Linked DNA regions of Homo sapiens: region 1 is linked to region 2. A link is an interaction called in ENCODE POLR2A ChIA-PET data of the cell type or tissue named here. Cell type or tissue: PC-9. All regions are shown on one strand. Links, peaks and the distances in the headings refer to the core of each region. The heading gives the core; the rest is flanking DNA. Region 1 holds the start of LOC284912 (a long non-coding RNA gene). Region 2 has its middle 14 kb from the start of APOL5.

Region 1 (15,986 bases), core at 4,276-12,275, 75 kb after region 2:
ACACATTCCCAGAGAGTCTTGGAAACCCGGGGCAGTGCGGGGCTGGAGGCAGAGCACTGGTCCAGCGTCGGGAGAGCAGGGCAGTCCTTCGGCTGCCCAAATGTACCGTGGCTCCTGAGCAAATCCATTCTGCTCTGAGCCTGCGTTTTCCCATTTACAGTGGGTTGAAGAGTGACCCCAAAACGTGATGTCCAAGTCCTAATCCCCTTCACCTGTGAATGTGAGTTTACTTGGAAACAGGGTCTTTGCCGATGTAATTAAGGATCTTGAGATGGAATCATCCCTGATTTAAGAACAAATCCAATGAAAATGTCCTTAAAAGAGACAGAAAAGGAGAGCACACAGAGACACACAGGGAGGAGGGCCATGTGAAGATGGGGGCAGAGCCTGAAATGACGCAGCTGCAAGCCAAGAATTGTCAGCAGCCACCAAACACTAAAGGAGGAATGGAGCACATTCTGTCTCAGAGCCTCCAGCAGGGCCAACCCTGCTATACCTTGATTTCAGGCTTTCGGCCACCACACTTATGAGAGAATAAATCTCTATTGTTCTAAGTCACGAAGCTGTGGTCGTTTGTTACAGCGGCCCTGGTAAACTAATGCACTGTCTCTGAGAGCATTGATGAGGTCAGGAAGCCTCCTGTTGGGTAGAGGAGCAACTAAGAGACTGAACTTGGCCCCCACCCTGAGGCTCACAAGTGAGTGGAGAAGCCAAAGCCTGCACAAGATCACTGCATTTCCAGCTCCAGCTTGACGCACCTTCTGCACCTAAACCCAGGCTTCCCAGGCTGGAGTGGGCTCCCAGTCTCGGGGAGTGGCCTGGCTGCCTTAGGGTGGGGTGGGAGGATGGAAACTCAAACATAGGGAAGGATGAGCCCCTCAGGAACTGCAGGGGACAGAGCAGGGTGGGTGGGATGTCAGCTCTGACAGGGCCACCCCCAGGAAGCTCAGATCTCCCACTGGGACAGGGAGCCAGGGTTAAGATTCCATCTGAGCCAGCATCTTTTCTAGGGACTGCATTGGCTCTGCAGAGGGGCTTCTGGGCTTCAGGGATTTCAGCTCGGGGGGTGCTCTGGTGAGAGCAAGGGCTGCTGAGAGCAAAGCCTAGCCCCATGCAAAGTGCTTTGCAGGACTCAGAGGAGGGGATTAAGAACCCGTGGGAACAAGGAGCCGCACAGACCAGTCAGGTGAGGTTGCAGCAGGGTCATCAGAGCCTCCGTTTCTTCACCTGAAAATGCACATAGCAAACCTTGCCTTACAAGGGCTTTATGAAATGAAATGAGCTGCTGTGTGTAAAGCGATTGCTGTACTGTTTGGCCGAAGCTTTGTTATTGAAAGCATTGCTTTCCTTACAGGCTTGAATTGCACCTGAGTTCCAAAGGAGAAGTTGACATTCTTCCAGAACATATGCCCAGTGTCTTCAACTTGAGATGGAGCTGGGATGCCAAGTCTGCAAATGTGGGTTTTGGGCTTGGACAAGCCTGGGTTTGCATCCCAACTCTGCCCTTTGCTGGGACTGTGGCCCTGGGAAAAATGAGCCTTTCTGAACTTTCCTGATGGCACTCATAAATGGGAGACAGTATCGATGTCAGGCTGTGAGCATGCATGCTGCACATAGTAGGTGTTTAATGATGTTTCTCAATAACAAATGATTTGAAATAAAGGCAGCTGTGTGAAGCACTGATAGTAAATGTGGCCAGGGGCACAGATAGCAGGCAGCTGGGAGGGAGGGAAGAGGGTCTGCTTCTTGAGGGGTGATCAGGGAAACTATATTAGTAGGAATGTTTTTGTTGTTTTTGTTGTTTTGTGTTTTTTTGAGATGGAGTTTCGCTCTTGTTGCCCAGGCTGGAGTGCAATGGTGCGATCTCGGCTCGCTGCAACCTCTGCCTCCTGGGTTCAAGCAATTCTCCTGCCTCAGCTTCCTGAGTAGGTGGGATTACAGGCATGCGCCACACACCTGGCTAATTTTGTATTTTTAGTAGCGATGAGGTTTCTCCATGTTGGTCAGGCTGGTCTCGAACTCCCAACCTCAGGACATCTGCCGGCCTCAGCCTCTCAAAGTGCTGGGATTACAGGCATGAGCCACCATGCCCGGCTGGTAGGAATGTTTTGATTGCAAGTGACAGAAATCACTTTTGGCTCATGGAATGTGACTGTACCTTGAATAAGTAAGACATACTTTTACGTCAGGGCCTTTCTTTATATTTGCTATTCCCTCTGTTGAAATGCTTTCCCCCCACCCCGCAAGGTATTTCTGTAGTTCTCTCCTTTATCTCTTTGAATCTTTATCAAATATTTCCTTTATCTCACTGAATCTTTATCAAATCTTTATCAAATACATTTAAATTAAATTTTAAAGTACATTTTAAGCCAGACGCAGTGGCTCACTCCTGTAATCTTAGCGCTTTGAGAAGTCTGAGGCAGCTGGATTACTTGAACACAGGAATTAAAAATCAGCCTGGGCAACATGGTGAAACCCTGTCTCTATAAAAAATACAAAAATTAGCTGGGCATGGTGGCATGTGCCTGTGGTCCCAGCTACTTGGGAGGCTGGGGTGGGAAAATTGCTGAAGCCCAGGAGGCTGAGGCTGCAGTGAGCAGAGATTGTGCTGCTGAACAATTCAGCCTGGGTGACAGAGTGAGATTCTGTCTCCAATAAATAAATAAAAAGTAAGGGCCGGGTGTGGGGGCTCACGCCTGTAATCCCAGCACTTTGGGAGGTCAAGGCAGGTGGATTACGTGAGGCCAGGAGTTTGAGACCAGCCTGGGAACATGGCAAAACCCCATCTCTACTAAAAATACAAAAATTAGGTGGGGTGGTGCATGCCTGTAGTCCTAGCTAATCAGGAGGCTGAGGCAGGAGAATTGCTTGAACCCAGGATGCAGAGGTTGCAGCGAGCCGAGATCATGCCACTGCACCCCCGCCTGGGCGACAGAGTGAGATTCCATTTTTGAGACAGAGTTTCACTCTGTCTCAAAAAAAAGAATCTCCCACTCTCTGCTCAACATTCTCTATGCTTCTTCTCTACTTTATTGCTTTATTTTTCTCCATAGGATTTATCATCTAACATGCTTTCTATTTTTATTATTTATCTTATTTATTGTGTTTCTATCCATCCCCTCGTACTATTGTGTAAGCTCCATTTGGTTGGATCTTTGACTTTTTTTTTAACTGCTGTATTTTTACTATTTAGGACTGTGCCTTGCACACAGTAGGTGTGGTATTTAACTTTATGTGTCAACTTGACTGGGCTTTGGGATGCCCACATATTTTGTTGGACATTATTTCTGGCTGTGTCTGTGAGGAGGTTTCTGGAAGAGATTAGCATTTGCATTAGTAGACTGAGTAAAGCAGATGGTCTCCACCACGTGAGCAGGTATCATCCAATCACTGAGGACCTGAATCACACAAAAGGGTGGAGGAAGGGGAATTTGCTCTCTGCCTCACTGCCTGAGCTGGAACATTTGTCTTCTGTCCTCAGACTGGGCTTTACCCCATCTACTCCCAGGATACTCAGACCTTCAGACTCTGGCTGAATTATAACACTGACTTTCCTGGGTCTCCAGCTTGCAAATGGCAGGCTATGGAACTTCTCAGCCCACAATCACGTGAGCCATTCCTTATAATAAATCGATCTACCTAACTCTCCTATTGGTTCTGTTTCTCCAGAGATTTCTGATGAATGTAGTAGTCATTCAATAGCTATTTGTTTTGGTTTGTCTTTTTGAGATGGAGTCTCGCTCTGTTGCCCAGGCTGGAGTGCAATGGCATGATCTCGGCTCACTGCAACCTCTGCCTCCCGGGTTTAAGCGATTTCCAGCTAATTTTTGTATTTTTAGTAGAGACGGGGTTTCACCATGTTGGCCAGGCTGCTCTCGAACTCCTGACCTCAAGTGATCCACCCACCTCGCCGTTCCAAAGTGCTAGGATTGCAGGTGTGAGCCACTGCGCCTGGCTTCAATAGCTATTTGTTGAATGAACGAATGATTTAGCAGGAAGGTCCAGAGTGCAGTTGGCTTTAGGTAGAGCTGGGTCCTGTGATTTAGAAAAAATCATCAGGGCTCCATCTTGCTGAACCTCTTGGCTGTCCCCTGTCTCTGTTTGATTTGGTTCTTCAGGCCAGGGGCCACCTGCAATCCCAAACTCACATCCTTGCTACATGGCAACGTCCTTCCAAGAACTCTATCAGAAAAGTCTCAGGGAAGATTCGGCTTTGTCTGGCTTGACCATGTGTCCATCTCTGAACTTCAGTTCAGAAGCAAAGTCACTGTGGTCAAGAGGCAGGGCGAGCCAAATGCAGCAAGTTCCTAATAGGGAAGAAGGGGAGGGTGCTGGTGAAACAGACACAACAAAAGACAACAACAGAGGGCTTCCTGGAGGGCGTGTCCTTTGTGTCAGGGCTTAGAGGGTGGTTAGGATTTGGCCATGATGTCAGAGCTTTCTACAACTGGATCCTGCCCACCTGTCTAGCATCACCATCCATCTCTTACCGCTCTGCACCCTATGATTCAGCCACTCCCTGCCCTGAACCCTGTTCAAGTTTTCACCCTGCTGTGTATGTATTTGTCTTCTTCCCCGTAGCTAGTACTCCCTTCTTCAGCAAACGGAGTGATTCTCCACATCCTTGAAGATCTGGGCGCCACACCCTTAGAGAGACACATCCATGATCCCAGGCACATGCTTACATAAGCACGTCCAGGCACACTGCACACACACACACTCTCACACATACGCACACACACACGCACACACTCTTGCACACACGGGCTCACATGCACACACGTGTGAACACAAGCACACATGCACACACACTAACACACACGCACACACGCACTTACACACGCACACACACTCACACACGCACACACACTGACACACGCACTCACATACATGGACACACGCACACACTGACACACGCACACACTCACATACATGGACACACGCACACACACTTACACATGCACACACGCACACAAACATGCACAGACACATGCACGCACACACACGCACACACGCACCCCCCCACACACACACATGCGCTCTCTCTCTCTCCCTCTCCTCTCATTTCTCCCTTCCTTCCTTCATTATAAACTGAAAAGCAACACTGCCTTTCACCCACCCAGGCAGTGTGTATATTAGCAGAGTAGAAAGAGACCCCTAGTCTCCAAATATCTCCCCCACATGTTGGCTTTGGCACCTGAAATTCAGTCAGTGTTTGTTCCCCTACTATGTGCTGGCCACTATGTTTGCACTGTGGCTGTCATGCCTGATACAGAAGAGGTACTCAATAGGTATCGCTGAGTGAATTCATGAATGAATTACTGCATCCATCAATCAATGAATAAAGACAGTGTTTCCTCCCACAGAGCTATGACAAGGGCCATAGTTAGTATCCTGCCAGGAAGAAGGGGATGGGGCCTGCAGGGAGACGTCTACTTGGAGCTGGGGATCTTGGGGAGCCTCCTTGGAGAAGGTGCCCCGTGGGGAGGCCCTCAGTGCATGGGCTTTGCACAGCTGGGGAGGGTGGAAGCAGATGAGTCCACAGGGCATAATGCCAGAGTGTCAGGGAGTCCAGTCTACAGCAGAATAGGAGTAAAGGGTCCTTCCTCTGGGGCTGAATATCAAGCCTTTCCTGGCCTTTGTTGAAAGAAAATTCCTCAGGTCAGGGGCGGGAGAAGGGTGAATTTCCCTCAGTTACTACTAAGACAAACTGTGAGGAAAAATGATACACAAGACAGTTACTTTTTTTTTTTGAGACCGAGTCTCACTCTGTTGTCCTGACTAGAGTGCAGTGGCACAATCTCAGCTCACCGAAACCTCCGCCTCCACGATTCTCTTGCCTCAGCCTCCCGAGTAGATGAGACTACAGGTGGGCACCACCACGCCTGGCTAATTTTTGTATTTTTAGTAGAGACAGGGTTTCATTATGTTGGCCAGGCTGGTCTCAAACTCCTGACCTCAGGTGATCCGCCCACCTCGGCCTCCCAAAGTGCTGGGATTACAGGTGTGCATCACCAAGGCTGGCTAATTTTTTTTTTTTTTTTTTTTTTTGAGATGGATTTCACTCTTGTCACCCAGCCTGGAGTGCAATGGCGCCATCTCAGCTCACTGCAACCTCTGTCTCCTGGGTTCAAGTGATTCTCCTGCCTCACCCTCCTGAGTGGCTGGGACTACAGGTGCCGCCACCACGCCCAGTTAATTTTTTGTATTTTTAGTAGAGACGGGCTGTCTCTACTTTAGTTGGCTGGGCTGGTCTCGAACTCCTGACCTCAGGTGATCCACCCGCCTTGGCTTCCCAAAGTGCTGGGATTAACGGTATGAGCCACCGTGACTGGCCCACCCCCAACTAATTTTTATATTTTTAGTAGAGACAGGGTTTCATCATGTTGGCCAGGCTGGTCTCGAACACCAAGACAGCTACATTTTGAAAGAGGGACATGTGGAGGGAAAATTCTAGAACACAGGGTGCATTCCTCCCAAGGTAACAGCCAAGCCGAAAGTAGAACAGAATCCTAGGCCCTTGGGGAAGGGGTCCTAAGTGTTTGCATCCTCACAAGTAGCCTGCTTTACAGTTTACAAAGCACTTTTCCATCCATTATTCACCTGTCCTGGGTGGAAGGCATTTCCTTTATTCAGCAATTATTACCAAGTACCTCCTAGTTAAGATGGTCATGAGGACTAAATGAGCCACTGCTTATAAAGGACTCAAAGCTACTGGACCCAGACAGGCCAGTGGTATGTGCTTAGGGTGTGGCGCCCCAAGTGGTGGTGGTGAGGCTGGCATTGTCATGAACTTGGCCCTGAACTGAGCAATGGCAACGCAAGATAGATACAGTACCTGCCCTCGCCGGCCTCACAGCTCTTATTCACTCATCATGTAACAGGTAAAATTTTAAATCATTTCAACGCAGATGTTTTAAAAATGTGTTTTCTTTATTATCTATAATTGAGACCAATAGCCCATGTGTATTGAGTGCTTACTCCGTACGAGGTATAGTTTTAAGTATTATAAGTAGTTCAGATTTCACAACACCCTCTGAGGCAGGTTCTAATTACTGCTATTTGACAGATGGAGAAAGGAGGAACGGAGGGATTAAGTAACTTTCTCAAGGTCACACAGCAAGCAGTGAAACCAGGATTCAAATGCAGGTAGTCTAGCTCCGGAATCCACACCCTTGACCACTGTAAGACACTGCCTCTTGTTTTTAAGCTTCTCTCACTGCAGCGTGTCAGGGGGCAACTTAGATGAGCCAACAATGGCATCTTAGTCTTCCTGGTATATACTCAGTATTTCAGTTTCCTCCTTTGGCTACCTCCACACCTACTCCTCTCCAACATGGTGCTGGATAGATGGGAGGAGAGCAAAGGCGGGAAGATGGGCCCTTGGACAGGTGTGCAGATGCTGGGGCGTCCCCAGGTCCCTGCTCTCTGCTCCAGGATGACTGTTTTGTTCTGGGGACCTGGACGCCTGCTGAGGTGTACCTGGTCCACCGGGCCTTCTGTGGTCTTGTGCTGTCAAGTTCATGGCCAGGACCTTTTGCGTCTACGTGCTGAATCTTTGGGCTCAGAGCTCTTTTGTCTCAATTCCCAGTTTTCCAGGGACCACCAGCCACCTCCACAACTCCACCTCCCCTCAGCGGAGCACCCGGGAATGTCAGACCCTGCACGATACCCTCAATCCACGGGGAACCAGCAGGAAAAGCTCAGGCTTCTCTGCTTAGATACACTGTCTCCCTTCTCTCTTTCTTCCCTTAATGATAGGATCCCCAAGTTTTAGCTGTGCCATGGCCACATAGTTAAAGAGGCTTCCCAGCCTCCCTTGCAGCCGGCTTTACCATGTGACCACATTCCAGCCAGTGAGGACTGAGCTGAGTGTGGGCCTTCCCTTAGGAGGGGATGTGCCCTCCCTTCCCAGTCCTCCTTGCTGGCTGGGGCTGGAATGTGGATGTGTGGGTCGGGGCTGAGCAATGCCACAGGAAGAACCAGGGCTGCTTGGTGGAGCAGCCCCACAAGGCTTTTAAGCCTGGGACTGTTCCTTGAGAGAGAAAGACATTTATGTGTACTTGAACTTACCATTATTAGCCTTCAGAAGAGCTCCCCAAACTGTGTCGTATCCAGTTCTGTCCCAGGCCATCTTAGTGCTCGCACATCATGGGGGCAGGGTGGAGTGGGACTCCTTCTCCTCCTCCTCCTCCTCCCCTCCTCCTCCCCTCCTCCTCCTCCCCCCCTCCTCTTCTCCTTCCCCTCCGCCTCCTTCCCTCCTCCCCTGTTCCTCCTTCTCCCCTCTTCCTCCTCCTCCTCCCCTCTTCCTCCTCCTCTCCTCTCCCTCCTCTGCTCCCCCATCTCCAAACTAAGAAGGCCAAAGATCCCCCAGCGAGGCAAATCCCAGCTACCACATAAGCCACACAACTGTCTTTTGGCTTCCCCTGCGGGGTCGTGGTGACTAATTTTAACTGACCCTGATGATTCATCCAGGATGCCTGGGAACCCCCACCCCACCCCACAACCACAGCCACTCCTCAGGGCCTGCTGAGAGCCGCCAACATTCTTCAAGTTCAAAATCATTCCCCATGCCCTCCAAGCCTACATTCCAACTGCCTCCGTGACCCATCCTCTTCACAAAACTTCTGACCCAGCCAAACTGGTCTTCTCTGGGTTTTCTGAACATTCCACGTGCATTCCTGCTTCTCTAACTTTGCTCTTACCACCTTTCATGCCTCTATTGTGCCATCAACCCTCTCCCCAGCCCCTGGAACCTGCCCCAGCGCCTGTGTATTTGATCAGTGGTGATACAGCACTCACTTGAAAAAGTATTGAGCACCTATTATGTGCTGTGTGGAATATTAGGGTGCATTCTTTATATAAATATTTTATTCCCAGCTTCCCTTTCTCATCTTTCCACTAGATTATTATTATTATCTTGGGCCATGACTGGGCAGGCAATGCCGTACAGTCACCAAACCCTGTTTCATTTCCTCCTGGGCACACAGAGAGACCTCATTCCCACAACTCCCTCCAAGTAAGCGGTGCCTGTGGCTGTGATCTGGCTGATGGAATTTGGGCAGAAGCAATGAGCACCACTTTCAGGCATACCCCCTAAAACCCCTTACAAGATCCTCCACCCTTTTTTTTTTTTTTTTTTTGGGAGATGGAGTTTCACTCTTGTTGCCCAGGCTGGAGTACAGCGGCGTGACCTCGGCTCACTGCAACCTCCGCCTCCCGAGTTCAGGTGATTCTCCTGCCTCAGCCTCCCGAGTAGCTGGGATTACAGGCGCCCACCATGATGTCAGGCTTATTTTTGTATTTGTAGTAGAGACAGGATTTCACCATGTTGGCCAGGTTGGTCTCGAACTCCTGGCTTCCAGTGATCCACCCACCTCTGCCTCCCAAAGTGCTGAGATTTCAGGCGTGAGCCACCTTGCCCAGCCCACCCTCATTTCTTTCTCCAGCGGTTTGCCTGCTGGATGCAGAGGGATGGGGGTTTTGGAAGTCCTTGGGGAGGGAGCCTGAGTGCCTGAATCACTGGGTGCAGGAGAGCCCTCTTCTCAGCTTACATTGGACTGGGAGATAAATGAGAACGAAATCTTTTGAGCCATGGCTAAGGACACATCATGAGATTTGGGGGCTGTTTGTTACAGCAGCTAGTATGCTAACACACCAGTGTAGGCAGCCATATTTGTATTTCTGCCCTCACCCAAGCCTGGTACATAAGAAGCCCTTAGTAGTCCTCCTCATCTCCCATGAGGCTTTCTTCTCATCCACCCTTCAAATGCAGGCCTGACCCTGTCGTCCCCTCTAGGAAGTTTTCTTCCCCACCTCCTCTTCTTCTTCCCAATTCTGAAATGCTGCTGACCCCCGCAAGGGTCCTTCTCTTCCTCCCTCACATCCTCCCCAGGTGACGTCTGCTGCCTCCTCTACGCTGGCACTTCCTATAGCTTAGACTGTAACCCTCAGCCCGATGGGGTAAACTGAGGCTTCTCCAAATTGCCAGATAAATTCAGGATGTTTTGTGATGCAACTCTGGAAGGGGAACCCAATCCTGTGTTAGCAGAATAAGGATGGGGCATTGATTCCCAAGAAATGAGTCCAACTCACGCTAATGGGAAGAATAGCAATATCTCCTGAGGACCAAATGGGCTTTTTTTTTTCTTTTTTCTTTCTTTTTTTTTTTTTTTTTTTTTTTTTTGAGACAGAGTCTTGCTTTCTTGCCCAGGCTGGAGTGCAGTGGTGTGATCTTGGCTCACTGCAACCTCCGCCTTCCAGGTTCAAGCAATTCTCCTGCCTCAGCCTCCCAAGTAGCTGAGACTACAGGCACCCGCCACCACACCCGGCTAATTTTTTTTTTTTTTTTTTTTGTATTTTTAGTAGAGATGGGTTTTCACTGTGTTAGCCAGGATGGTTTCAATCTCCTGACCTCGTGATCCACCCGCCTCGGCCTCCCAAAGTGCTGGGATTACAGGCATGAACCACAAATGGGCTTTTAAGGAAGAAATGGCTCTGCTGTGGGTTGTGTTTGATTTGAGAGAGACCAGAGAAAACCTAATTGCAGCCCAGGGTGACCGTGGTTTCATTTTCCCTCTCTGCTTCTCCTGCCCCCTCCCTGGGGGGCCCTCCCTGGAGCAGAGCTGACTCTGACGCCTCCTTCCTGGGGGAGCTGGGGTTTGATTGTTTTTCAAGGGAATGGTGGGAGGTGTTGGGACAGGGATGGGCGGTGCCTGGGGAGAGAGAATGTGTGTGGCTGCAGAATGCTGGGGAGGGAACAAGGAAGGAGAGGACCTGGCCTGGAGACTGCCCAGACGGGCGCCTGAGCTCCCCAGCTTCCCCTAAGGAGTAAGGTCTCCTTTCCCATGTCCTGCCACCCAGAAGTAACCACACCCATGCCCTCTCTACGCCCCTTGTGCAGCCTTCAGGGTAGACCGAGGAGAGCACCTCCCCTTCCTGGTGAAGGGAGCCCGATACACGCTGGTGCCGGCTGGCCAAGAAGGAGGTGGACAAACCTGGCGACCGCTCCCTGGCACCACCTCACCAGAGGACAGCTCACACCTCCACAGGGGTCAGAAGAAAGGAGCTGCCCTGGGGATGGCTGTGTATCCCTACAACTGCCAGGCACATGCCCCTTGAACACCCGATGCTACGTGTCCCAAAGGAAACTGGTCTCCACCCACCCCCGGCCCGTCCTCGTCCTGGGTACCCCACCTTAGTAAATGGCGCCACCATCTGCCCGGTCACTCAGCGAGAAACTCAACTCCTGGCAGCAGATGACGGGCACTCTGGTTAAATGACTCTCTCCAGCCTCCAAGTTCAACCTGCAGGGAAGCCCTGGAAATCCTGTCTCCCTCTGCCCTGCCTCTCCTTCAGCTCCGAACCCCACCCCACTCAGTACATGGCCCCCCAACAGGCTTTCAAATGTCTGCCTTCCCCAAACCAATCTGTGGTTTTAAAAGAAGTAAGGTCAGGTACAGTAGCTCATGCCTGTAATCCCAGCACTTTGGGAGGCCGAGGCAGGCGGATCACCTGAGGTCAGGAGTTTGAGACCAGTCTGGCCAACATGGCGAAACCCCGTCTCTACTAAAAATAAAAATAAAAAATTAGCCTGGGTGTGGCGGTATGTGTCTGTAGTCCCAGCTACTCCGGAGGCTGAGGTAGGAGAATTGCTTGAACCCGGGAGGCAGAGGTTGCAGTGAGCCAAGATCACACCACTGTACTCCAGCCTGGGTGACAGATTGAGACTCCGCCTCAAAAAAAAAAAATCAGGACAGTGGTTGTCTCTGGCAGGTGAGGGGGCCAGGATTGACTGGGGAGGGGCGTGCAGGAACTTTGGGTGATGACAATGTTCTCTAACTTAATACAGTTTGAGCTACACAAGTGAGTGTAGTTGTCAAATCTCAGCAAATGTATATTTAAGACATGTGCAATTAAATGTAAATTTTACATCTTACAGCAAAACAGAAAATGCAAAGAAATTTTGAACTCTTGTTCATGTCATGTATTGTGGAGTTTCTGCAGGGAATCAGATAGATGTCTGCAATTTAAAATGCCACAAAACAAGAAGAATGGATGGGTGCGTAGAGGGAGAGAGAAGCATGATTAAATTCATTTAGTAAAATGCCAGTGGTAGAGTTTAGGTGGTTTTCAGTGTGAGATTCTTCCCACTTTGCTGCATGTATGAAAATTTTTATAATAAAATGTTAGGGAGAAATGCCTCCTGGCTCCAGACGTGTCCCCTCCATTATGTTAATCACATCTGCAATTAGTGTGATGTTTCTAGGACAGCAAATCAGACCATGGCTCTCCCTTGCTCGGAAACCCTTCTGTGGCTCTCCCTGGGGACACGCCCCCACGTCTGTGGCTCCCAAGGCTGTCCATGCCTGGCCTCTGTTTATTTCTGTAATCATCACTCTCCCCTTCACTTTTTCCACCACGGAAACACCAAAATATTTATGCGTCCTGCATAGCATGCTATTTTATGTCTCCTATGATAGAAATCGCTCATTTTCATCTAATATACCTTCCCCACTTCTTTCTAAGTAGTAGAAACTCCAATTTTTATCTGGTGATGTGGCCATGTAGAAATAAAGACTACATATCCCAGCCTCCTCTGCAGTGAGGTACGGCCATTGGATGCGCAGCAAGATAAAGTATTAATTACAACTTCTGGAAAGTGTTCTTTAAGATAGGGGCACAACCTTCTTCACCCCTTTCTCCTTCCTGCTGGTTGGAATGAGGGCACGATGGCTGGAGCTCAAGCAGCCATCTTGGATGAGGAGGTGAAGGCCATATGTGTAACATGACAGAGCACTAAGGTAGATTGAAGCTGGGTCCCCGAGACTGTGGTGTGCCATGTCAGCTCTGAATCCCCTGCCTCTAGACTTCTATATGAAAGAGAAATTAATACTCTCTTGCTGAAGCCATGTTATTTTGAGTTTTCTGTTACCAACAACCAAACCTAGTCCTAACACACCAACTTCTATGTCCTTGAATGTTTTGATCCTTGTACTTGGAATGTCTTTTCCTCACTTTGCTCCTAACAAACTCCCATTGATCCTTCAAAACCTTGCTCGGACATCACCTTCTCAGTTACATGTTAATTCCTTGGTGGAATTAATGTTTCCCTACTCCATGATTTCTCTCTACCTTATATCACAGTGTGCAATTATTGAGCACTTACTATGTATCAGGCACCATGCTGGGTGCTCCCTCTTTTAATCCTTACAATGATATTTAAGATAGGTTATTCTTTTCAAAATCTCCACTTTATAGATAACAAAAGCATAGACCTTGGAAAGTTATGATACTTTTCATGGATCACAAAAGTAGTGCATGGTAGGGCCGAGTCCAGGAGTCTCATTCCAAAGCCTTTAGCCCTATGCTGAATGACCTCGATTATTGCCCTTATCAGAAAGTACTGACAACATTAGGTCACACATCCCTCCCTCCTACCACCTCTCAATGCTCGGAGGCCAGCCGGTGTCACCTTAGTCCCCCCAGAGCCCAGCACGGAGCCTGGCACACACCAGGTGAGCATGAGTGCTGTGGAACGTGACTATCCGTTCTGAGCCCCCAAGTCCTTGTCTTGGTCCTTGTGCTTGGAATATCCCTTCCTCACTTTGCTCCTAACAAGCTCCTATTGATCCTTCAAAACGCTGCTCAGGCATCACCTGAGCCTGGCACATAAAGTTCTTCCCAGTAGGTGTCACCTCCCACAGCCCCACTTGCCCCACACGTCTCTGGCAGGCTTTTGCAGCACTGTTTGGTACCTCTGCTTAGAACACTCTGCAGAACGCTCCCTCATACGTTCACATCCAGGCCAGCCATCACCTCTGAACAAACTCCTATTGATCCCTCAAAGGCCTTCACCTCCCAGGCCTAGGCACTGCCTTCTCACCCTTCCAAAGCCTTTGCTGAAATGTCTGCTGCGTTCCAGATCCCACTGAGGTATCTCCTCCACTGGACTTTGAGTCCCTTGAGAGCAAGGACCATGGATACCTTATATCACCGTGAGCAACTATTGAGCACTTACTGTTGTTAAAAAAGTTTAACCTCTAGCCGCCTCCTTACATATTTTAAGTTGGGCCTAAAAGTTTTTCTGTACATCATGAACTATAACAAGTGGAGGTATAGACAGACTATAGCCTACACTGTGCCAATCACCGCATTTTGGCCAATCAAATGCAGCCAACTGTTCGAACCATGTTCAGATAAACCAGATGCCAACCTGTAACCAATCCAGCTGTTTCTGTACCTCATTTCTGTTTTCTGTATGTCACTTTCCTTTTTCTGTCCATAAATCTTCCACTATTTAGCTGTGGAGTCTCCAGACCTACTCTGGCTCGGGAGGCTGCCCTGCTCGCAAATCATTCACTGCTCTGTTAAACTCCTTTACATTTAATTTGGCTGAAGTTTTTCTTTTATCACTATGTATCCACCACATTCAGTGCTCCCTTTTTCTTAATTTTATTTATTTATTTATTTATTTATTTATTTATTTATTTATTTAATTTATTTTTAGAGACAGGGTCTCACTCTGTCACCCAAGCTGGAGTGCAGTGGTGTGATCTCGGCTCGCTGCAACTTCTGCCTTCTGGGTTCAAGCGATTCTCCAGCCTCAGCCTCCTGAGTAGCTGAGACTACAGGAGTGCACCACCATGCCTGGCTAATTTTTGTATTTTTAGTAGAGACAGGGTTTCACCATGTTGGCCAGGCTGGCCTTGAACTCCTGACCTCAAGTGATCCTCCCTCCTCAGCCTCCCAAAGTGCTGGGATTACAGGCGTGAGCCACTGCGCCTGGCCAGTGCTCCCTTTTTCAGTCCTCATAGTGACATTTGAGGTAGGTTATTCTTTTCAAAATTTCCATTTTACAGATTTAAAAAAAAGCGCCCTTGGAAAGTTATGCCACTTTTCCTGGATCACAATATTAAAAGATCACAATTCATCTTCTAATAATTTGGCAAGCCATCCATGGTCTTCTAAGCAAGGCGCCATGAATATAACGAATATAGAGACAGAAAAAGACCCCTCCCCACTGGCTGGGTTGAGGGACTGGAGAGCCCAGATGGAAGGGCAGAGGTGCAGGCTTTTTTCCTTGTTGCCACTAGATGGCAGTAGGGCACCCGTTGTCAGCCCTGGGGCAAGGTCACCGACTGTCTTTGCCTTTGCCTCCAGCAAGCCAAAACCCTGGGCAGACTCAATCCAAAAATAAACAATCAAAGAGCATGTTGGCCTGGTCCTTTGCTAGGTACTGTAGAGCAGGTGAGAGAGTGAGGGGGAAGGACTCCAAATTAGACCAGTTCTTAGCCATGAAGCAGAGACTCTGAAGCCAGACTACCTGGGTCCCAATCTTGGGCTTGGTATTTCCTCGCTGTGTGACTCTGGGTAAGTTACTTAACTTCTCTGTGCCTCAGTTCTCTCAAGTGTAAAGTGACGCTTGTAAAAGTGTCTCCTGCAAAAGAAAGGGCTGCTGGGAGGAGGGGTGTCCCTGGTGTGCACTAAGTACAATATGAGTTTGTGGCTTTTATATTCCTGCCTCTGAGGCACTCACAGGGTAGAAATGGGGAGAAGCCAGTCCAGACAGGTGCACCCCAAAGCAAGAGAGATGAGAAGGCTGCACCCATGCTGGAGCCAGAGTGGGGAAGAGGGCACATCTGCTGGGAATGGGTAGAGCGGGGTGGGAGGAGTCCTGGCAGGGGAGCCGTTCCTATGCAATGGGCCTTGAAGGAAGGGGAGGATGGGTGGATGTGGGGTTAGGTGACTGTGGAGGCGGGGCTGGTCTCTGTCCAGGTGACAGGTGGATGGTGGAGCTGGAGGAGCCACTCGGAGCCTCCAAGGCTGGGGAGGGTGGAGGGGGGAGGCAGGTCGGTGTCCCAGGCCACACCTGTTGACTAAGGGATTAGGATGTTGTGTCCCTGCCAGCCCTCCTCCAATAAGCCCCTCTGGGCCTGCAGGGAGAGGAGGAGCCTTGCCATGTAAACTGTATTTTTAGTTCCCTG
Region 2 (15,986 bases), core at 3,285-11,284:
GAAGCTGCAGTGAGCCATGATAGCACCACTGCACTCCAGCCTGGGTGACAGAGTGAGACCCTGTCTCAAAAAACAAACAAACAGCAACAACAACAACAAAACACAACAACAACAGAAGGCTGGGCGCGGTGGCTCACACCTGTAATCCCAACACTTTAGGAGGTTGAGGCAGGTAGATCACCTGAGGTCAGGAGTTCAAAACCAGCCTGGCCAACATGGCGAAACCCCGTCTCCACTAAAATACAAAAATTAACCAGGTGTGGTGGTGCATACCTGTAATCCCAGCTACTTGGGAGGCTGAGGCAGGGGAATCACCTGAACCTGGGAGACAAAGGTTGCAGTGAGCTGAGATCATGCCACTGCACTCCAGCCTGGGCGACAAGAGCAAAACTCCGTGAGGGAAGGAAGGAAGAAAGGAAGGGAGGAAGAGAGGGAGGGAGGGAGGGAAGGAAGGAAGGAAGGAAGGAAGGAAGGAAGGAAGGAAGGAAGGAAAAACATGGTGAAATATATATTGTGGACAAGTTGGAATGCTTGTGAATTGCCGGTGGGAGTGGAAAATAATGCAGCTGCTGTGTAAGATAGCTGGTCCATAAAAAACAACACGTTTTTCACCTTGTGTAAAACAACAGGGTGGTTCCTCAAAAAATTAAAAATAAAACTAACATATGATCCAGCAATTCCACTTCTGGGTATATATATACCCAAGAGAATTGAAAGCAGGGTCTCAAAGAGATATTTGTATAACAATGGTTATAGCAGAATTACTCACAATAGCCAAAATGTGGAAACAAGCCAACTGTCCATTGATGGATGAATGGATGACCAAAAGGTGATATATACACATCATGAACTATTATTCCTCCTCAAGAAAGAAGGAAGTCTTTTTTGTTTGTTTGCTTTTTTTGTTGTTGTTGTTGTTTGAGACAGAGTTTCACTCTTGTTGCCCAGGCTGGAGTGCCAATGGCGTGATCTTGGCTTACTGCAACCTCCCACTCCCGGCTTCAAGCGATTCTCCTGCCTCAGCCTCCCAAGTAGCTGGGGATTACGGGCATGTGCCACCATGCCCGGCTAATATTTTTTTATTTTTAATAGAGATGGGGTTTCACCACGTTGGCCAGTCTGGCCTTGAACTTCTGACCTCAGGTAATCCATCCACGTTGGCCTCCCAAAGTGTTGGGATTACAGGCGTGAGCCACTGCGCCTGGCCAGAAGGAAGTTCTGACCCATGCTACAGCATGGATGAACCTTAAAGACATTCTGCTAGGTGAAATAAGCCACTCACAAAAGGACACACGCCGTAGGATTCCCCTTATATGGGATTCTTAGGGTAGTCAAATTCATGAAGCTAGGGAGCAGAGTCGTGGTTGCCAGGGGCTGGGGGAGGGGAATGAGGAGTTATTGTTTACTTGGGGCAAAGTTTCAGTTTTGCAAGAGGACAAGAGTTCTGTGGATGTTGGTGGCCATGGCTGCACAACAATGTGAATATACCTAATGCCACTGACCTGTACCCTTAACAATGCTTGAAATAGAAAATTTCAGGTTATATATATTTCACTACAATTAAAACGAATATATATATATGTGTGTGTGTGTACATATATATGTATATATATACACATTTATAGGCATTTAAGTATATAGACAAAAAGGGGTTGGGTGAGGTGGCTCACACCTGTAATGCTAACACTTCAAGAGGCCAAGGCGGGAGGATCACTTGAGCCCAGAAGTTCAAGACCAGCCTGGACAACAAAGTGAGACCCTGTCTCTACAAAAAAAAAAGAAGAATAAAAAAGAAAAAAAATTAGCCAGGTGTAGTGGTGCATACCTGTAGTCCAGCTACTTGGGAGACTGAGGCAGGAGGATCGTTTGAGAGCCTGGGATGTTGAGGCTGCAGTGAGCCATAATCACAGCACTGCACTCCAGCCAGGGCAACAGAGCAAGACTCTGTCTCAAAAAAAAAAAAAAAAAAAAAAAAAAAGAGAAAGAAAGAAAGACCTAAAGGCAGACAGCAACAACAACAAAAACAAAGAGCAGATAAAGAACACTCACCAGAAACATGCTGCCAGCAAGCTGATGGAAACTATCATTCTTCTGTAATTAATTTTGTTAAAGTTAGTGAAGGAATTTCCCCTACAATGCAAGAGCATAAAACAGAGATGTGAGGGCTCAGAGGAAACATGGCAAGGTAACAGGAGGAAAGCACATGGAAGCTGGTGGAGCTTAGGAAAGAAGAGAAGAGAAAAATAAAGTCATTACAAAAAAATCAATGCTCATTGGATTTTATACAAGAGAAAACAGACACTATTAAAAAAAAAGATATAGAAGACAGGGATGAAGTGAAAATAAAGTGCTGAAAAAAGTTTAGCAAAAACATATGGAATAAATAGGAATTTTGCTAATGCCAACATATGCTCCTTGGAATCCCCAAAGAAGAAAACTGGAAAATGTAAACAGAACAAATATTTAAAGATAAAATTGAAGAAATATTTCTAGATATAAAAGAGCACACTAGGTCCCAGGAAAAATGGTTGCTGAATGGTGGCAGCAGGGAAAATGTAATGAAGTTACTAGATTTCAGATAAAACAAAGGAATTTCTTGAGCGACCAAGTATGTTGGCTTCAGACTTTCTAGAACATTCAGCACAGAAACAACAGACTGGCGCCTACAATAGCCATGAAAATAGAAACTCTCAGAAGAAGTGTGTGTGTGTGTGTGTGTGTGTGAAAATTTTGTGTGTTTTATACCTTAGTATGATTTTTTTGGCATGCTATTAGTTCTTCAGAGCACAGAAGAAAAGACATTTTGATTCATAATACTATCTTAGCTTTGCTTTTTAGAATATATCTAGATACTGACAAAGATTATATCGCATTAGCTTTTTATTCAAAACCTGCATATGCATACGTTTTGCATGTTCTTGATAACAAATGTTGACACTTCGATAAGTAAAAGGAAGTGAACACAGGTCATTTCAAGTCCACCACCCATGGTAACCACCATCCACACTCATCTTTTGACTGACATATCATTTAATGAAAAAAAGACTTGACATCCATTTTCTCATGTACCACTCAAAATAGCATTGTAAGGGAAGCGCATTTGTGTTACTCGCATTGTGTAGCCAAGGAAATTAAAGTTCATTCGATTGAAGTACTTACCTGGGTCACCCTCCGTTGTCACAGTCTGTGGGCGCAGGGTAGCTACCTCTCGAGTAGTCCACGTTTTGTTCCTATATGGGTCCCCACAACATGACAGTAACTGGAATTTCAGGCAGATGAGCTGAGGCAGTTTTGAGCAAGGAGTCCAATGGTTCGGGCCACTGTTGACCACTGCCTGCCCCTATAAATATATAACTACTCAAGGGAGTTGCATAAATATTCTGGTCTTCTCATCAGAAAAAAATCAGCGCAGAGGAAAGCGTATATTTATCTTGGAACAGAACTGTAACCATGGACGGCTCTGCCCCTTCCCCCCTTTTTAATCCAAGCGATGTTTGTGAAGAGCACAGATGTGATCCTGAAGGTTCTTGACAAACCAGCACTTCCCAGATTTTACCGTGTAAATCATTCCCTGGAGACCTTATCAAATTGCTGATTGTGTTTCAGGAGGTCTTGGACAGGACAGGGCCTGGAATTCCGTATTTCTTTTTTCTTTTTTTTTTTTCTTTTTTTTGAGACAGAGTTTTGCTCTTGTTGCCCAGGCTGCAGTGCAGTGGTGGGATCTCGGCTCACTGCAACCTCCACCTCTCGGGTTCAAGCGATTCTCCTGCCTCAGCCTCCCAAGTAGCTGGGATTACAGGCTCATGCCACCATGCCCAGCTAATTTTTGTATTTTCAGTAGAGACAGGGATTCACCATGTTAGCCAGGATGGTCTCGATTTCTCTCTTTTTTTTTTCTTTTTGAGATGGAGTCTTGCTCTGTCTCCCAGGCTGGAGTGCAGTGGTGTGATCTCGGCTCACTGCAACCTCTGTCTTCTGGGTTCAAGCAATTCTCCTGCCTCAGCCTCCCAAGTAGCTAGGACTACAGGTGCGTGCCACCATGCCCGACTACTTTTTTTTGTATTTTTAGTAGAGACAGGATTTCACCATGTTTGTCAGGCTGGCCTCAAACTCCTGACCTCAAATGATCCGCCCGCCTCAGCCTCCCAAAGTGTTGGAATTATAGGCATGAGCCACCGTGTCCAGCCGGAATTCTGTATTTCTAACCGAACTCCCAAATGACACCAGTGCTGTCAGTCTTGAAGAGAACAGAATAGTCAGATGGTAAGAAAAACCCTTCTCCAGGGCACCATGGCTCTCAGGCTAAGGCCGAGGACTTTTTCTGTGGTTTCTATGGCCTGATGAGAGGCCCCCCACCACTCTCCACTCTCCTCCTTTACTCTCGTTACTGAATAGTCCCTTGATCCACAAAAGGTCCATTTCCAGCAAATGTGAAGAATTCCTATAATTAGTAAGAAGAAGATGTATAGTCCAATAGAAAAGTGGATGAGAAACTTGAAATAGGTACTTCACAAACGAAGATATCCAATGGCCAGTTAATATTTAAAAAGATGCTCAACCTCATTAGTACAGTCATTCCTCACCTAACGAAGGGGACACATTCTAAGAAATGCATCCTTAGGCAATTTCATCATTTCACAAACATCATAGAGTATATTTACACAAACCTAGGTGGTCTGGCCTACTCCATGCCTATGCTACGTGGTATGGCCCATTGGTCCTAGGCTACAGGTCTGTACAGCATGTGCTTGTACTGAATATTGCAGGCAACTGTAACACAATGGTAAGTATTTGTGTATCTAAACATCTCTAAATATAGAAAAGGGACAGTAAAAATATGATATAAAAGATTAAAATGGGCTGGGCACCGTGGCTTACACCTGTAATCCCAGGACTTTGGGAGGTCAAGGCCAGCGGATCACTTGAGGTCAGGAGTTTGAGACAAACCTGGCCAACATGGTGAAACCCCATCTGTACTAAAATACAAAAATTAGCCAGGCGTGGTAGCGCATGTCTGTAATCCCAGCTACTTGGGAGACTGAGGCCCAGAATCACTTGAACCTGGGAGGCAGAGGTTGCAGTGAGCTGAGATCGCACCACTGCACTCCAGCTTGGGTGACAGAGTGAGACTCCATCTCAAAAAAAAAAAAAACAAAAAAAACCCGTTATAATTTTATGGGTTACCCATCTTTGACCAAAACATCATTATGCAGTGTGTGACTGTAATTTGTATTTCTTTTTCTTTTTTCTTTGCTTAAAGACGAGTGTGATAGTATATAATTTATAAGTAAGCAAATGCAAATTAAAAACGCAACGATAGACACGCCCTTCCCAGGCTGTGAAGCGCCGTCATGTGGTGAAGACCTGCCCTCTGCACACCAGGGAGACCCCAGACCTTCCAGGCCAGGGTCTGACAGCACTCACAGGCCTGACTCTTCTGTCAAAGTCTTGCAGAGCCCTAAGATCTCATTGCAATGAAAAATGCACTCACATCGTCAGCTCCCAGGCCAAACAACCTGGAGGAGTCTGAAAGGGGAAAAGGGGATGCCCAGGAGAAATCCACAGAGCTGCACCACCTTGGGGGACTGGCCCATGCTCAGTGGGGTTTCTTCACTGAGCCCTTCCCTGGGCTGGAGATGCTCATGTCCAAACTGGGCCCTGTAGGTCCTCTCCAGAGGCTTCAAAGTCTCCTTGAAGAGGCTGGGTGTGGTGGGTCACGCCTGTAATCCCAGCACTTTGGGAGACGGAGACAGGCAGATCACTTGACATCAGGAGTTAGAGACCAGCCTGGCTAACATGGCGAAACCCCGTTTCTACCAAAAATACAAAAATTAGCTGGGCATGGTGGTGCACGCCTGTAGTCCTAGCTAATCAGGAGGCTGAGGCAGGAGAATCACTTGAACCTGGGAGGCGGAGGTTTCAGTGAGCCAAGATCACACCACTGCACTCCAGACTGGGCAACAAAGTGAGTAAGACTCTCACTCAGAAAAAAAAAAAAAAAAAAAAAAAAAAATTAGCTGGGCGTGGTGGCAGGCGCGTGTAGTCCCAGCTGCTCGGGAGGCTGAGGTAGGAGAATGGCGTGAACCTGGGAGGCAGATCTTGCAGTGAGCTGAGATCACACCACTGCACTCCAGCTTGGGCGACAGAGCGAGACAGGAAAAAAAAAAAAAGTCTCGAAGCAACCAGAGGCCAACCAGCAGCAAAACTGGGGAGCTTTGGTGACCCCATAATTTGAGATGGTTGCTAATTGTTCTCAGAACAGGAAACCCAGAAAATATGTTGGAACATTGTTAAGGCTTTATAACCTCCTGTATAAATTTCCCTTATCTGACTGGGCGCGGTGGCTCACGCCTGTAATCCCAACACTTTGGGAGGCCGAGATAGTTGGATCACCTGAGGTCAGGAGTTTGAGACCAGCCTGGCCAACATGGTGAAACCTCATCTCTACTAAAAATACAAAAATTAGCCAGACGTGGTGGTGGGCTCCTATAATCCCAGTTACTAGGGAGGCTGAGGCAGGAGGATCACTTGAACCCGGGAGGTGGAGGTTGCAGTGAGCCAAGATCATGTCACTGCATCCCAGCCTGGGTAACAGAGCGAGACCCTGTCTCAAAATAAATAAATAAGTAAATTTCTCATATCTTCATCATATGCCGGAATTTGAAATCTATATTATCCAGAGTGTGCACTCCAACCATGTGAGTCACGCTTGTGTTTGGAGAATCCTGCAGTTCTGCTGGAGCAGGAAATGTGATATTTTGCTTCTGCACAATTAGTCATTTATATTGCCAAACTCAAGATACCCACACATGATTCTATCATTGACATTCTAAGTGAATTCTTGAAAAGTCCCCATTCTTTGCTCATCTTTTCCCTCTATGAACAGCATAATATGTTGGGAAGGGCTTTCCAGGTAGGCCTATTGGGGTCTGAATCCTGTATTGCTGGGCAAGTTTTCACCTCTAAGCCTCAGCTTCTCCATCTGTAAAATGGAGCTAACCCTACCTGCCTTTATGATACCTTATAATCCTCACAAATAACCTTGCATGTAAAAGGCCTCGGATCTATGTAAGTGCTTTGCAATATTAGTTTTCTTCCAGCTTCTGGTTTTTTTTTTGAGACAGGGTCTCACTCTATCACCCAGGCTGGAGTGCAGTGGTGTGATCTTGGTTCACTGCAGCCTCAACCTCCCAAACTCAAGTGATCCTCTTGCCTCAGCCTCCCGGGTAGCTGGGACCACGGCCGTGCGCCACCACCCTCAGCTAATTTTTGTATTTTTTTGTAGAGCCAGGGTTTTGTGCCATGCTGCCCAGGCTGATCTCAAACTCCTGGGCTCAAGCAATCCTCTCAATTCGGCCTCCCAAGGTGCTGGATTTACAGGTGTGAGCCACTGCACCTCGCCAAGTTTCTCATTCTTGAAAGGTAGGTTATGACAGCCCCAAAGCAATTTTCATAACAAATCTACCTTTGTAAATTTAAGGATATGTGTTAAGCAAAACAATACAGTTTCCAATGACAAAATCAATAAGCAAGTAACTCCTTGGGCTATGGGATGACCATGAATGTTATAGAAAGATTTGGATGGGCCATGAACAGTCTGACTGGGGCTTTGAAGAAGAAAGTCTTGGAAGGCAATAGATTGTAAATTCGTCCAAGAGACCCAGGGCCCCACCCAAAAGTCCAATCCTGCTTATAGCCACTGCCTTTCCCAAGTCAAAGTCTGAAAAAGCTCATTAGTACCAAGACCCAGCTCTATGTCAGACAAAAGTAAATCTTGCCCTGGGCCCTGCTCAGGCCAGGCCAGAAGAGCACGAGTGACTCAGAAAACTCCATTTATTGACCTCTAAATCTAACAAAATTAAGATCTCTGCAGAAGCATTTTGAGAAGCCCTTGGTCTTGTTCCCACTGCTCTGCTCACTGAAGTGAACTCACTTCTGTTCCTATAGCCTTTGTATCTGTTTTCTGAAAAGCTAAGAGAACTTCATGTGCCTGTTTTCTTTGCAGTCACTCAGCAGTTGTGGTCAGCATAGAATGCAGGGGAAAAAAGCCAGAAAGACCGAGAAGCTTTTCCATAGGCGGGCCCCACAGCCAACCCAATGCCGGATCCTCTCCAGGTTGAGGGGAACGAGTTGCTCTTAATGACTGTTGGGCAGTGGACCATAGGAGCCCAACTGCTCTATGAAATGGCTGTTCCTGGGACACCTGTGAGCAGACACAGTGCCGTGGAAGGGCCAGTTGGTGCAGCCACCCAGGGCTCAGAGGATGGTGAAGGTGAATCCACGGTACGCCTAGGATATACACAGAGGAGAAGAGTGAGGTGGACATTGGGCAGCCAGTGTGCAGCTATTTTCACCGACCGGCTCCACCGCCTTGGCAGGGCCAAGCATCGAAGCAGAGGCTCGCTGCAGCCAGACACTGGGCTGCTCCACTGGCGACCCAAGCCACAAAGCCTCAGTTCTGGAAGGGGATGGTCCACTAATTCGTGCTCAGCTTTAAAATGGGAGGACAACTCAGCAATTTGTTGGAGGGCTAAACAAGTTAACACAGGTAAAATGCAAGGTAATTCTGAGATAGCATCAGTATTATTTTGGTCGTGGTTGTAGTTTTATTGCCAATTCTAAGCCTTTCTCAGAAAGATATTACCCCTAACATCGCAGGGGTGTACACCCCCTTGTGATACTGTTCCTTATATGCTGGGAGGGAGACGATGATACTAGTGGCAGTATCGCAGGGGGTATACACACCCACTGTGATATTGTTCCGAATATCCCGAGGGGGAGAAAATGATATTACTCCCAATATCGCAGGGGGTGTACATCCTCCTGTGATATTGTTTCTTATATTCAGGGGGAGAGGATGATATGACTCCCAATATCGCAGGGGTTCTACACACCTCCTGCGATATTGTTCCTAATATCCTGAAGGGGAGAGCATACTATTACTCTCCATATCGCAGGGGGTGTACACCTCCTTTGTAATATTCTTCTTAATATCCATGATGGGAGAGGATGATATTACTCCCAATATCGCAAGAAGTGTACAGTCGCCTGTGACATAGTTCCTAATGTCTAGGTGGGGAGAGGATGATATTACTGCCCATATCGCACGAGTTGTAAAACCCCTTCGATATTTTGCCTACAATCCTGAGGGGAGAGGATGATATTACTCCCGATATGGAAGGAGGTGTACACCCCCCTGTGACATTGTTCCCAATATCCACGTTGGGAGACGATGACATTATGCCCAATATCACAGGGGATGTACACCCCTCCTGTGATATTGTTCTTAATATCCTAGGGAAGAGAGGATGATACTACACCCAATATAGCAGGGGGTGTACACGCACCCAGTGATATTGTTCGTAATGTACTCCACCCCCCACCCCAACCAGGGATATTGTTCCTCATATCCAGGGGAAGAGAGGATAACATTATGCCCAATATTGCAGGGGATGTACACACCCTCTGTGATGTTGTTCCTAGTATCCAAAAGTAGAGACGATGATATTACTGGCTATATCGCAAGGGGTGTACACCCTTCTGTGATATTGTTTTTGCTATTCAGTGGGGGAGAGGATAACATTCATCCCAATACCACAGAAGGTGTACAGACCCCTCTGATATAGTTCCTAATGTACAGGGAAAAGAGAATAATATGACTCTCAATATCGCAGGGGGTGTAACCGCCTTGCCCCCCATATATTGTTTGTAATATGCAGCGGGGTAGAGGCTGATATTACTCCCAATATCCCAGAAGGTGCACACATACACCTGTGATACAGTTCCTAATATCCAGCGGGAAAGAGGCTGATATTACTTTCGATATTGCAGTGGGTGTACACCGCCCCCAACCCCGGGGTAGTGTTCCTAATATCCAAGTGGGAAGAGGATGACATTGCTGACAATATCGAAGGGGGTGTACACCTCTTCTGTGATATGGTTCCTGATATCCAGGGGGTGAGTGGATGATATTACTCCCAATAACGTAGGAACTGTACAGCCACCCTGGGATTTTGTCCTTAATAACCACATGGGGAGAGGTGATAATACTCCCAATATTGCAAGGGGTGTACACCCCTCCTGTGATATTGTTTCTTATATCCAGGAAAGGAGAAGATGGTATTACTACCAATATTGAAGAGATGTACAGCCCCCATGGGATATTGTTCTAAATATACAGGTTGAAAGAGGATGAGATTACATCAGATATAACAAGGGGTGTACACCCCGCCTGTGAGATGAATCTTAAAATCTGGAAGAACAGAGAATGACATTGCTTCCAAAAATACACGGGGTGTACACCCACCCTGTGATATAGTCCCTATCATCTGAAGGAAGAGATGATGATATTACTCCCAATACCGGAGAAGGTACATACACTCCTGTGATATTGTTCCTCATAACTGGTGGGGGAGAGCATGATATTATTTCAAATATGACAGTGGCTTGACAGCCCATCTGCGATATTGCTCCCAATTTCCAGTAGGTAAAGTACGATGCTCCTCCCAAGAGAGTAGTGGAAGGACATCCGCCCTGTGATATTTCTCCGAATATTCAGGGAAACACAGGAAGAGATTAGCCCAAATCTCACAAAAAGTGTACACCCATTGTGTGATATAGTTCCTAATATCCGGAGGTGCAGAGGATGATATCAGTTTTCATATCTCAGGCTATGTAGGCAAACCCCATGAAATTGTTCCGAATATCGGGGAAAAAGACCGCTAATAATGGATATACATCGCAGGGGGGTGATGATATGGGGAGCAATAGCCACCCCCTGCCCCCCTGGCTATTACGGTACACATCGCAGGGGGATGAGGCCGCCCCTCGCGATGCGGGGAGGAATAGCCACCCCCCCTCCCGCCCTGGCTATTACGGCCCACATTAGTGGACTCACAGCCTGTCTACGATATCGTGAGTAATATCATCTCCGCCTCTGGAAATTATGATCTATTTCACAGACGAGTGTACACCATCGGTGCACAGACCTTGTACATCCGTCTCTATTGGGAGTAACATCGTCCTCGTCCTCCCTGAATATTAAGAACAGTATCACAGGACTGTTTCTACTCCCTGCAATATTGGGTGTCACATCCTCCTCTTCCACGTTGAAATTAGAAACAATATCAGTGGCGGCTTGTACACCTTCTGTGATATTTAAAGTAATATCATCCTCTTCCCTCCAGGATCATGGGAATAATATCCTTGGGCGGTGTACGTTTTCTGCGATATATGTGGTAATATCATCCCCTTTGCCTTGGAATATTATGAAGGACCATCTCACATGGGGTTGCAGAACCCTTGCGATATTGGGAATATTATTATCCTCTTTCCCCTCTGCATATTTGGATAAATATCAGAGTGGGTGTACACCTCCTGCGATATGGGGATTAATATCCTTTTCTTTCTTTCTGGATATTAGAAACAATATCACACGGGGGTTTACACTTTCTTCCATATCTGGAGTAATGTCATCCTCTCCTGTTCTGAATGGCAAGAACAATATCTCAGGGGGGATGTACACCCCCTGCCATATTGGGGTAATATTACGCTGTCTCCCCCTTGATATTAGGAACAAAATCCCAGCGTGGGTGTACACCTCCTACTCTATGGAAAGTAATGCGGTCCTCTCCCTTCCTGCATTTTAGGGACAATATCACAGGATGGGTGTACACAGCCTGCGATATTGAAAGTAATATCATCCTCTCCCCCTCCGGATACTAGGAACAGTATCACAGAAGGGTTGTACACTCTCTGCGGTATTGGGAGTAACATCATTTTCGGCTTCCCTGAATATTAGGAGCAATATCTCCGGGTGGATGTACACCCACTGTTATATTGGGAGTAATGTCCTACTCTACCCCCTGGATATTAGGAGCAATATCACATAGTGGGTGTACACCCACGGCGATATTGAGGGTAATCTCATGCTCTTCCCTCCCTGGATATTAAGAACAGTATCACAGGTGGGTGTACACCACCTGCAGTACAGAGAATAATATTCTCTTCTCTTTCTTTAGCTCTTGAGAACAATATCACATGGTGGAAGGTGGGGGGGTACACCACCTGCACTATTGGGAGTAATATCATTCTCTCTTATTCTGGATAGTAGGAAAAATATCACAGGCGGGGTATACAACCCCTGTGATATTGAGAGTAATATCATCCTCTCCCACGTGGAAATTAGGAACGGTATCACTGGGGGCATGTACACCCCCTGCGATATGGGAAAGTAATATCATCCTCTTCCCTCCTGGATCATGGGAACAATATCACTGGGGGTGTACACTTTCTGCGATACCATCTTCCCTGCCTTGGACTGAGAAGGACATGAAGGACAATATCACGGGCGGGTGGGGGGGGGGGCGTGTACATCTTCTGCAATATTGGGAATAATATTATCCTCTCTCCCCCTGCATATTAGGAAGGATATCACAGAGTGGGTGTTCACCTCCTGCGATATGGGGATTAATATCATCTTCTCCCCTTCTGGATATCAGGAACAGTATCACACGGGGCTGTACACTTTCTGCGATATTGGGAGTGATATCAACCTCTCGGCCTTTGGATATTAAGAACAATATCACAGGGTGGATATACAGCCCCTGCCATATTGGGAGTAATATCTGCCTCTCCCCTCCATGGAGATTAGGAACAATATCCCAGGGTGGGTGTGCACCTCCTGCTCTATATCATCCTCTCCCTTCCAGGATATTACTAACAATATCACAGGGTGGGTGAACACAGCCTGCGCTACTGGAATTATTATCATCCTCTCCCCCTCGGGATGCTAGGAAAAATATCGCAGAAGAGGTGTACACTCCCTGCGATATTGGGAGTAATATCATACGCTTCTTCCGTGAATATTTGGAGCAATATCACCAGGTGGCTGTACATTCATTGCTATGTTGGCAGTCATGTCATACTCTACCCCCTGTATATTAGGATCGATGTCACAGGGTGAGTGTACACCCACTGCGATATTAAAACTGAAATCATGCTCTCCGTCCCTGGATACTAGGAACAATATCACAGGTAGGTGTACACCCCTGAGGGATTAGGAGTAATAATATTATCAATTATTAAACATCAATTATCAATTTTAATAATAATTATCAATGTTAATATTAATTAATAGTATAAGATTATTAATTATTGATAATTATTTTAAATATGTCATCATGCACGATTAAAATTAATTATTGATATGAATGCCATTTATCAATAATATTGGTTATTAAACAATATTAATTATTATTTTATTAGCAACATCACTTATTGATTTAATTAAGATTAATTACTGATATCATTACTTCATTATTAATAGTGACATTACTATTAATTATTAATACCAATCTTTAATATTTTTAACCAGCATTAGTTTTTACTCCCTTTATTGTAATTATTAATATCGGCGATTAGTATTAATTTTTATTATATATATTAATATTAATAATTAATATAATTTTTCCTGATATCCGGGGAGGAGAGGATATTACTCCCAATATCGCAGAAAGTGTACACCCCTCTATGATGTTCTTCCAAATAGCCAGGGTGTAGAGGATGACATTATTGAAAATATCGCAGTGGGTGTACATCCCTTCGGTCATCTTGTTCCTAATATTCTGGGTGGGAGAGGATGATATGACCCCCAATATCGCAGGGGGCGCAGACCTCCCCCGTGATATTGTCCCTAACATCCAAAGTTGGAGAGGATGATAGTTCTTCTGATTTTGCAGGGGTTGTACACCACCCCTGTGATATTGTTCCTAATATCCAGGGGGCAAGAGGATGATATTAGTCTCACTATTGCAGGAGGTGTACACTCCCTAGTGATATTGTTCCTAATATCCAGGGACAGAGAGGATGATATCACTCCCAATAGAGCAGGGGGTGCACACCCCTTCTGGGACATTGCTCCTAATAGCCAGCGGGGGAGAGGAAGATATTATCCCCAATATCGCAGGGGGTGTACACCCCCTTGTGATACTGTTCCTTATATGCTGGCAGGGAGACGATGATACTAGTGGCAATATCGCAGGGGGTGTACACACCCACTGTGATATTGTTCCGAATATCCCGAGGGGGAGAAAATGATATTACTCCCAATATCGCAGGGGGTGTACATCCTCCTGTGGTATTTTTTCTTATAGTCGGGGGAGAGGATGATATGACTCCCAATACCACAGGGGTTGTACACACCTTCTGTGATATTGTTCCTAATATCCCAAAGGGAGAGCATACTATTACTCTCCATATCGCAGGGGGTGTACACCTCCCTTGTAATATTCTTCTTAATATCCATGATGGGAGAGGATGATATTACTCCCAATATCGCAAGAAGTGTACAGTCTCCTGTGACATAGTTCCTAATATCTAGGTGGGGAGAGGATGATATTACTGCCCATATCGCACGAGTTGTAAAACCCCTTCGATATTTTGCCTACAATCCTGAGGGGAGAGGATGATATTACTCCCAATATGGAAGGAGGTGTACACCCCCCTGTGACATTATTCCCAATATCCACGTTGGGAGACGATGACATTATGCCCAATATCACAGGGGATGTACACCCCTCCTGTGATATTGTATTTAATATCCTAGGGAAGAGAGGATGATACTACACCCAATATAGCAGGGGGTGTACACGCACCCAGTGATATTGTTCGTCATATACTCCACCTCCCAACATCAGGGATATTGTTCTTCAAATCCAGGCACCCCCCGCGATGCGGGGAGTAAGAGCCAGCCCCTCTCGCCCCCCTGGTTTTTAGGACCCGCGGTGGACTCACAGCGTTTTTACGGTATTGTGAGTAATATCATCTCCCCATCTGGAAATTATGAACTGTTTCACTGACGGGTGTACACCCGTCTGTATTGGGAGTAATATCATCCTCTTCATCCCTGAATATTAAGAACAGTATCACGGGGGTGTTTCTACTCCCTGCGATATCGCGTGTCATATCCTCATGTCCCACGTTGCAGTTAGAAACAATATCAGTGGGGGCGTGTCCACCTTCTGTGATATGGAAAGTAATATCATCCTCTTCCCTCCAGGATCATGGGAACAATATCCCTGGGGGGTGTACACTTCCTGCCATATATGTTGTCATATCACCCCCTCCGCCTTGGAATATTATTAAGCACCATCTCACACGGGGGTGTACCCTTCCTGCGATATTGGGAGTATTATCAACCTCTCGGCCTCTGAATGTTACGAAGAATATCACAGGGTGTGACCTCCTGCTCTAGTATGGGGAGTAATATCTATCTATTATGGGGAGTAATATCCTCTCCCTTTGAGGATATTAATAACAATTTCACAGGGTGCGTGAACACAGCCTGCGCTACTGGAATTATTATCATCCTCTCCCCCTCGGGATACTAGGAACAATATCACAGAAGAGGTGTACACTCCCTGCGATATTGGGAGTAATATCATACGCTTCTTCCGTGAATATTAGGAGATATCTCACCGGGTGGCTGTACATTCATTGCTATGTTGGCAGTCATGTCATACTCTACCTGCTGGATATTAGGATCGGTGTCACCGGGTGAGTGTACACCTACTGCGATATGAAAACTAATATCATGCTCTCCGTCCCTGGATATTAGGAACAATATCACAGGTAGGCGTACACCCCCTGCGGTATTAGGAATAATAATATTATGAATTATTAAACATCAGTCTTATTAATAATTATCAATGGTAATATTAATTAATAGTATAACATTATTAATCATTGATTATTTTCAAGATATGATTGTGCATGATTAAAATTAATTATTATTAATGTCACTTTTAATATTAGTTATTAATCTTAATATTAATTATTGTTTTATTACCAACATCACTTATGATTGATTGAAGTAACATTAATTACTGATATCATTATTTTATTAATAATATTGCTATTAATTATTAATAGTAATCGTTAATATTTTTAATCCGTACTGTTTTACTGTCTCTACTGTAATTATTAAT

The links. Peaks named below come from ENCODE experiments on the same cell type or tissue, not always from the same donor. Only the 100,000 strongest peaks of a DNase experiment are listed, where the experiment ranks them.
Region 1: POLR2A ChIA-PET joins it to region 2 with 25 read pairs; 4 of 35 experiments call an interaction of 5 or more read pairs at or near these places.

The regions. Positions count from the first base shown.
Region 1 is chr22:35,622,577-35,638,562 of GRCh38, reverse strand. It overlaps LOC284912 (a long non-coding RNA gene), which reads left to right and starts at 629. Exons shown (of 4, transcript XR_001755514.1): 1 at 629-697; 2 at 1,355-1,616; 3 at 7,070-7,149; 4 at 10,904-10,987. It also overlaps a transcript of MB not described here. RefSeq lists enhancers at 1-461, 4,276-4,405, 15,027-15,321, 15,980-15,986. In PC-9, for the core only: CTCF peaks have their summits at 6,566, 6,765 and 11,213 (motif pointing left); DNase peaks (open chromatin) are centred at 6,720, 7,982, 8,502 and 10,932; H3K4me3 peaks cover 2,000 bases; H3K27ac peaks cover 5,832 bases.
Region 2 is chr22:35,696,106-35,712,091 of GRCh38, reverse strand. It overlaps the pseudogene MRPS16P3 and a transcript of APOL5 not described here. Among named protein-coding and RNA genes, the nearest start is that of APOL5, 14 kb to the left of the region's middle. In PC-9, for the core only: no CTCF peak of the experiment used is centred there; a DNase peak (open chromatin) is centred at 6,731; H3K27ac peaks cover 580 bases.